Linked DNA regions of Homo sapiens: all the other regions are linked to region 1. Evidence: read pairs that join two places in POLR2A ChIA-PET (ENCODE). Cell type or tissue: CD4-positive, alpha-beta T cell. All regions are shown on one strand.

Region 1 (2,500 bases):
GAAGCCCTCTCAGCCAGTGCTCTGACCCTGCATCAGGGTTGAGAACGTGGGGTCTGGAGTTAGGCAGCCTTGTTTTGTAATCCTAGACCACCACTGACCCACTCTGTCAGACTTGGGGCCAATCTAAGCCTCAGTTTCCTCATCCGTAAAATGGGTCTGTTATTTTGAGAATATTATGAGAACCCATCTCATAGGACTGTTGTGAGAAATAAATGATACCAGTATATGAAAAGTCCTTAGCATGCAGATCCTGACAGATGTTCAGGGCCTAGGAAGACATAGCTGTTATTGCTGCCGCTGCTTTGCCAGGGTACACCCCTCAGCTGCCATTTTCCCATTTTGCCCAACATAAGCAAGACAAGCATAACTGTCACTTCAGCCTAAACAGTCTCTAGCAAGAATATCTGCAGGACTCAGGCCAAAACTGAGGGGATCCTCCATCTTCCAAGGGTGTTCACATTCAAATCCATATCACGGAGGCCCTTGGGTTGACAGGGCCCTTGCCACTCTTTGTTAACTGCAGAAAGCTGTTCAGTAACTGAGGCCTCAGGTTTTCTTTCTCTTGCCTGTGGGAAGTACCAGCAGTGCCCTCCTCTGCATACCCTGCAGGGGCCTGGTTGGTCCCTTTGGAGAGAAAGGGCCTAGGGTGGGGACCTCAGACCCTTCTCTAATAGATGTTTTTCTACTGCTGTGTCCTGCCAAGAGGGAGACACCTGCCCCCCTCCCCACCGCCAGCTCTCCTCCCCTGGGTGGGGTTTTGCTGCCGTTGTCTGAGAAGACATCCTAGATAAGCCCACATCCTCCAAGCTGAGCTGAAATGACAAGAAGCCTATTGCTGTAAAACTGAGCTGCTTTTTAGCTCAGGCCAGGATAGCACTTTCTAACCATCAGAACTGCCTGGGAATAAAATAGGGGGTGAGTTCCTTGCCATGGGAGGTGTGCAGGAGTACTGTGGGGACATCAAGGAGAGGATTCAGGCATCAGGTGCCAGCTGGCATGCAGCCTCGCCTCCCTGGAGCTGTGATTCCTGGCCATCAGCGGGGACCACACCGGCCAGCTGTAGGGCTTCTGCAGGGGTGCAGGTGAGGGCACAGGATACATGCGCTGCCTAACCTGAGGGTGGCGCTGCTGTTCAGTGTCTCCACCAGCAACTTGAAGTGATCCCAGGCTATGAGGAGCTGCTGGCTGACATTGTCAACATCTGTGTGGATTACTACGAGAACAAGATGTACCTGACTCCCAGTGAGAAACATATGCTCCTCAAGGTAAAACTCCCCTGAGGCCGCACCCATGGAGCCTGGGCTTACCCTCTCACCTTCTTCTTATTAAAAATCCGTTTTAAAAAACAATGTTTCTTTTTTCTTAAACATTGATACAGATCTTACGGCACATAATGGTTTGTAACCTGTTCCTTTCCTGTAATATAATATACCGTAGTCACCTTTCCAGATGTCATTAAGGCTATTTCTACAATGTTATGTGTAATGACTGCCAAGTATTCTGTTGTATTGGAACATTGTCATGTAACATATCCCCTGTGGTTGGATATTTGTTTGCTAAACTTCATTGAACACCCTTGTAGCAGTTTTTGTGCACATCTTTTTGTCAAGGCAAACTTCCTAGAAGAGAAATTGCTGGCTCAAAGGGAAAAACAGAATAAATCTTTTTTTTTATTTCAATAGTTTTTGGGGAAGCAGGTGGCTTTTTGTTGCATGGAAAAGTTCTTTGCTGGTAATTTCTGAGATTTTGGTGCACCCGTTACCCAAGCAGTGTATGCTGTACTCAAAGTGTAGTCTCTCACCCACCTCCCTGCCTTTTCCCCAATTCTCCAAAGTCTATTATATCATTCTTATGCCTGGGCACCCTCGTAGCTTAGCTCCCACTTATAAATGAGAACATACAATATTTTGTTTTTCATTCCTGCTGTTACTTAGAATAATGGCCTCCAACTCCATCCAGGTTGCTGTGAATGCCATTATTTTGTTCCTTTTTATGGCTTAGTAGTATTTCATGATGTATATATATAACACATTTTCTTTATCTGCTTGTTGGTTGACGGGCATTTAGGTTGATTCCATATTTTTGCAATTGTGAATTGTGCTGCTATAAACATGTGTGCAAGTGTCTTTTTCATACAATAACTTCTCTTCCTCTGGGTAGACACCCGGTAGTAGGATTGCTGGATCAAATGGTAATTCTACTTTTAGTTCTTTAAAGAACCTCCATACTAGAAAACAAAATAAATCTTCAAGCTTTTGCTACATTTTGCCAAAGTGATCACAATTGTTTCATCAGTTCACACGTTTCATTCCAGAATTGTCATATGTATTGTTTTGGAAAATCTGGAATATACAGCAAAGCATAAAAAAATTTAAATCTCTCACAATCTCTTCACCAAGAGTTAACACTTTTAGCATTTTCTTTTCCAAGGTGGAGTCTCATTCTGTCTCCCAGGCTGGAGTGCAGTGGCACAATCATGGTTCACTGCAGCCTCTAACTC
Region 2 (2,500 bases), 89 kb before region 1:
AACTAATGCAAGGCAGAGCCAGACGCAAGCCTAGATGTGCTGATGCCTAAATGTAACATGAACTACCCCAGTAAATAGCACAGTGCATTTATGCGCTCAGATCAACCCATGCTTCTGAGTGGTCTGGGCAATACTCATTCAGGCTCACTCAGCCAGGTCTAATCTCGAGGTGTTATAAAATTGGTAGCCCTTGATAGACTGACCTGGAAATAACTCTTCTGTTGGTGCCAACCTGTTTCAGAAACGAGGAATAATAACAGTTTGGTGCCTAAATATCATCCTAATTTCTGGATGGATGGGAAGTGGAGGTGCTGTTCTCAGCTGGAGAAGCTTGCAACAGGCTGTGCCCAATATGATCCAACCAAGAATGGTAAGAGACTGGGAATTCCCTCTAGTTTTTGTGAAATGACCATAAAAAAGTAAAAGCTTTTGGCCTTTAATCATTGAGGGTGTCAGGAACAGAATGCAAAATTCTACATTTTCAGAATTTTCCAAGAGGAATCATCTGTCTTTCCTACCAGCCTGTTGGTGCTTCCATCTCAAAGCTGATGTCTACAGCTCCTAACCACTTGAAGTGTGCTCTTTGGACCAGCAGCATCAACATCTCCTAGGAGTTAGTTAGAAATGCAAATGATCTGGCCCCACTCATGACCTACTAGATCAGAATTTTCATTTTAACAAGATCCCAGGAGACTTATGTGCACAGTACAGTTTGAGGAGCCCTGCTATAACCTGCATTTGAATGGCATGGTCTATTTAAATCTTAATTAAAGAGGCAGCCTTAAGAGATATAAAATATTTATGTCTTACAGTGACATCATGTCACACATAAATTTAATTACACAAATTCAACTCTATACCCTTAAAGGTGAGAGGAATTTTTTTTCTTTTACATTTTACTCTGTGATTTCTCCTTGCCTCCTCTTCAAACTTGCCCTTGACCTCCACAGTCTCAGAGAGGAGAAGGCCGCAGTCTAAATGCAAAGTGAAAACAAAAAAAGCTGTTTTTTTGCCTTTGACAGTAAAGGCTCAGGTCCAGGGGATTGGGCTGCAACTGGATTTTATTGATGACTTTGGAACCTTAACCTCCAGTCGAGTACAACTCCACTCGAATGCATTTCACATTTATTATGCTCTTGTTCCTCTCAACCATCTGGGGTACATGGCGTGATGTTAAGGGAATGGGCTGCCTTGAGCAATTCAGTATGCTCCGGGTCACACCGCTGGAAGTGCTCTGCAAATCCATTGTCGAATAGGAATAATGGCCCATGTGGATTGTTTTCCTTCCATTTTCCTCTCTTCTCAACCTCTTTTGCCATAGTTTCCCTTTCTCATTTATTCTTTTGTGCGCTAAAACTTAATACTGAAAATTGGCAACCCAAGGCGGATGTAACACATGGCTAGGTTTTCTGTGGCTTCCTGATTCATAGGCCCTCTCATTGCCACTTTAAAAACCACCACTTTTCACCCTGCACCTTGGGGAAAAAAGCTCTTAGACATAATCGATCCCTGGGCCCAGAAGAACAATACTTAACAAGTTTTAGAAATTGGTAACTATTCAAGTGATCCTACACATTAGTCCTGTTTACCATATTCATGCGGGCCAATATTTAATAAAAATGAAATGGAAAGTTTTCTCTGGATAGGATCCACCATAATAACAGAACGGCATGGGCTTACCTCTGTGAGTGAAAGCCCTTTCCAAAGTCAGTGATCTGGTCTCCAAATTTCTGCCAATGCCTTGCTGTGGGCCCTCAGATGAGTCACGTGGCCATCAAGGGCCCCAATGTCCTCATCTCAAAAATGGCAGGGAGTTCTGAGGGGCTTAGGATGAAATAATACCTAAGCCCTTTTCCAATTCTGAAATTCTTTGACTTGGTATTTCCATTTTGTAATTTTCACCATGCATGCTGCAGCTATTCCTCTTCGGGGCGCAAGTATTTCCCTCCTCCAAGTGATACACATGTGACTGAGGTGCTAGGGACATCTGAATGACTCACCAGAATGCCAGTGGGGGAGGACTGGTCATGCTGAGCTGTTCCCCATGTGAAACCAGGGCCTGAGCACTCTTGGGGTCCTGCTGTGGTTGTCATGCAGTCACTGTGCTAATGGTTTTGCTTTTGCATTGCAACCCATTGCCATATCCTCCTCTGAGCATCTCCTCACTCTACCCTCTTCTGATTTGGTTAAATAACTTCATGGATCTGAGTTTTGCACAGTTGAGAGCAGAGTTTTCAAGAAGCACACTGCACTGTGAACGCAGCTTATGGTCATCACCCTGGATGAAGGCTCACAGGATTCCTGGTACCGAGCACATTGGCAGTGCGGGTCTATGAGCACTGGGCTTTGGATAATCCCTCTGAGCCTCTAAGAGCATTTTCTCACCTGCAATATGGGGATAATGATAATAGATAGCTATGTGTAAGGCTGGGAGATTCAATGGTGTTGTGGAAAGCAGTACAGCTGCCAACATTTACAGAGTTCTTGATAAATGGTAATT
Region 3 (2,500 bases), 81 kb before region 1:
CCCCTACAGAAAGGTACTATCATAATTTGAGGGCCCTGCTCTGACCTTTCTCTTCACAGCTATTAACCAATGAGTTGACCTGCAGTGGGATGAATGCCATAGCTCTGTTTCTTCTTCAAACATCCTTGAACACTATTCCTCCCTCCATAAGCTCTTAGAGCAAAAGCCTCAGGCCATCCACTCTTGTCCATAGCACCCCATTTACACATCCTCACAAGCTCCACAAATATCTAGATTTCAAATTCCAATCTGCAGCCGGGCACAGTGGCTCATTCCTGTACTCCCAGCACTTTGGGAGGCCGAGGCAGGAGGGTCACTTGAGCCCAGGAGTTTGAGACCAGTCTGGGCAACATAGTGAGACCCTGTCTCTCTTAAAAAAAAAAATCCGATCTGGGCTCAGCTGAGATGACATACTACATCAAAATGACGAGACTCTTTTTTCAGCTCCAGTATTTTTATGCCACTAAATGCTTCAATGTACTCAGAGAACTTGTGACTTCCTAACACTAAACCACATTCTAGTGAGGAACTTAATATTTCCCTACATTTACTCTCACAAAGTCTGCTAACCCATAGCAGGCGTGCCCATCCTGAACTCTGGCGACTATGCGCTTTGTGGTCTTTTCTTCATGTCCTCAATATGGACATGAAGAAAGGGACTGAGGAACAGAGACATCAGCAATAGAGCCTACAGGAGAAGGAAGGGAGACAGGTGCTAGAGTAGAGAGAGTCTTAGGGCTAATTCAAGTGGTAGATTGGCCAGGTCCATTTCTCCATCTGGGCCTCAGTTTCCTCATCCTAAATGAAAAAGTGTATTAAGTGATCTGTTAGAGGAATTCCAGCTCCAATAACCTATGATTCCGTAGATCTAGATAAACCCACAAATCATATTAGTAAAGCACAAACTGAAAGATTTCATGTTGACTGCATCTCCTTTGCCAAGGGCATGATGCATCCAGCAGAGAGGCTGCTGCATATAACATAGTGCAGATAGAGAAACCAGCAGACTTTTGTGAAAATCACGTGGCTGCTTGGAATTCACTGTGGTCAGAATTTACCTCATAGAATGAGCAATGTGATGAATTCCAAGCACTGATGTCTTTGTGTCATGTTCAGCGCTGTAACTCTAACTCATAAAGAAAGTCTACCAGAGGAAGGCAGACTGTCTCCCCAGACACCCCGATGAAAGGAGGCATTTTACCTCCTTTTTTATGTCTTTGCTTGGTTTTGTTGTCTCTCTTCCCCAGCGACCACTTTGGGAACCTGAAGAAACTGTGGTCATTGCCTTATATGACTACCAAACCAATGATCCTCAGGAACTCGCACTGCGGCGCAACGAAGAGTACTGCCTGCTGGACAGTTCTGAGATTCACTGGTGGAGAGTCCAGGACAGGAATGGGTAAGTCATCTTTGTGGCTGCTGTCCCCGTGTTTGAGGTGTGGTGCGAACAAATAAAATACCAGGATGATTTGTCCTATCTCCCACAGTGTAACCACAGCACTGAGGTGGGAGAAGAGAGCAGAGGCAGAAGGAAGAGGGAGGAAGAGGAAGTAGTTGAGGCTCATTTTTCCTCTTCTCAGAAGTGGCTCTGAGGCAGTCACTTGCTATGCTTGTTCCCTGCACCCCATCTCAGGCACTCCAGACCCAAACTCATCTAAAAAACCCCCTGGATTTTTCCACTGACATCTACAATTTGGGAGCTTGGCAATTTGTTCTGCAAAGTGCTATTGTTCCTGAGTGTTAAGTGAGGCTGAAGGTACATCCCATTAGGAAGTGCTTATTTTTGGTGAAAAGAAAATGTGTGTATAGAGATGGTACAGATTGATAGTTATGTTAGGACGCATCAGAAAGAAGACACTAAAGATTTAGTTACAATCGCAGTCATTGAACTAGCCATCCACATGACTCAGGGAGAAAATAAGGTTGTACAAATACTACTTTCCCACTATGCAACTTTTGAATGAAAAAAATACCAAGCATGAGATTCACACTGCCTTTTAAGGTTTTTTTTTCCTCTTAATATATCCGATGTATTAACCCATGCTCTGGAATATTTTCCAGAATCTGAGTTCAATAGTTGCATCAATCCAGCCATAAATGTACTCTAAATTGCAAATTCCCTTGTTGAACACTTAGGTTATCTCCAATATTTTGCAAATATTAACAACACTGCAACGAACATCTTTGTATATTAATATTAGGGGTTTAAATGTTTTCAAGGTATGAGGTTATTATTAATTTTAAAGTATAAAAAAGAAAACTGTCCTTGCAACATATAGATCATTTATGTCAACATTTTACTTAACTAACAGTAGAGAGAAATATACATAAAAAATAAGCCACCCTCCATTTGCCCCCACATCAAGTCCAAAAGTAATCACTATTTGGCCGGGTGCACTGGCTCACGCCTGTAATCCCAGCAGTTTGGGAGGCCAAGGTGAGTGCATCACTTGAGGCCAGGAGTTTGAGACCAGCCTGGCCAACATGGTGAAACCCTGTC

The links. Peaks named below come from ENCODE experiments on the same cell type or tissue, not always from the same donor. Only the 100,000 strongest peaks of a DNase experiment are listed, where the experiment ranks them.
Region 2: POLR2A ChIA-PET joins it to region 1 with 6 read pairs; 4 of 35 experiments call an interaction of 5 or more read pairs at or near these places.
Region 3: POLR2A ChIA-PET joins it to region 1 with 5 read pairs; 2 of 35 experiments call an interaction of 5 or more read pairs at or near these places.

What each region holds. Positions count from the first base shown.
Region 1 is chr5:157,303,102-157,305,601 of GRCh38, forward strand. CYFIP2 (cytoplasmic FMR1 interacting protein 2) reads left to right here. Exons shown (of 31, transcript NM_001037333.3): 8 at 1,137-1,265. Among named protein-coding and RNA genes, the nearest start is that of CYFIP2, 38 kb to the left of the region's middle. In CD4-positive, alpha-beta T cell, a CTCF peak has its summit at 1,048; DNase peaks (open chromatin) are centred at 770 and 1,130; H3K4me3 peaks cover 1,872 bases; H3K27ac peaks cover 2,281 bases.
Region 2 is chr5:157,213,950-157,216,449 of GRCh38, forward strand. It overlaps ITK (IL2 inducible T cell kinase), which reads left to right. Exons shown (of 17, transcript NM_005546.4): 4 at 242-370. Among named protein-coding and RNA genes, the nearest start is that of ITK, 34 kb to the left of the region's middle. In CD4-positive, alpha-beta T cell, no CTCF peak of the experiment used is centred here; a DNase peak (open chromatin) is centred at 1,422; H3K4me3 peaks cover 553 bases; H3K27ac peaks cover 2,500 bases.
Region 3 is chr5:157,221,616-157,224,115 of GRCh38, forward strand. ITK (IL2 inducible T cell kinase) reads left to right here. Exons shown (of 17, transcript NM_005546.4): 6 at 1,248-1,399. Among named protein-coding and RNA genes, the nearest start is that of ITK, 42 kb to the left of the region's middle. RefSeq lists an enhancer at 1,063-1,122. In CD4-positive, alpha-beta T cell, no CTCF peak of the experiment used is centred here; a DNase peak (open chromatin) is centred at 1,056; H3K4me3 peaks cover 457 bases; H3K27ac peaks cover 1,854 bases.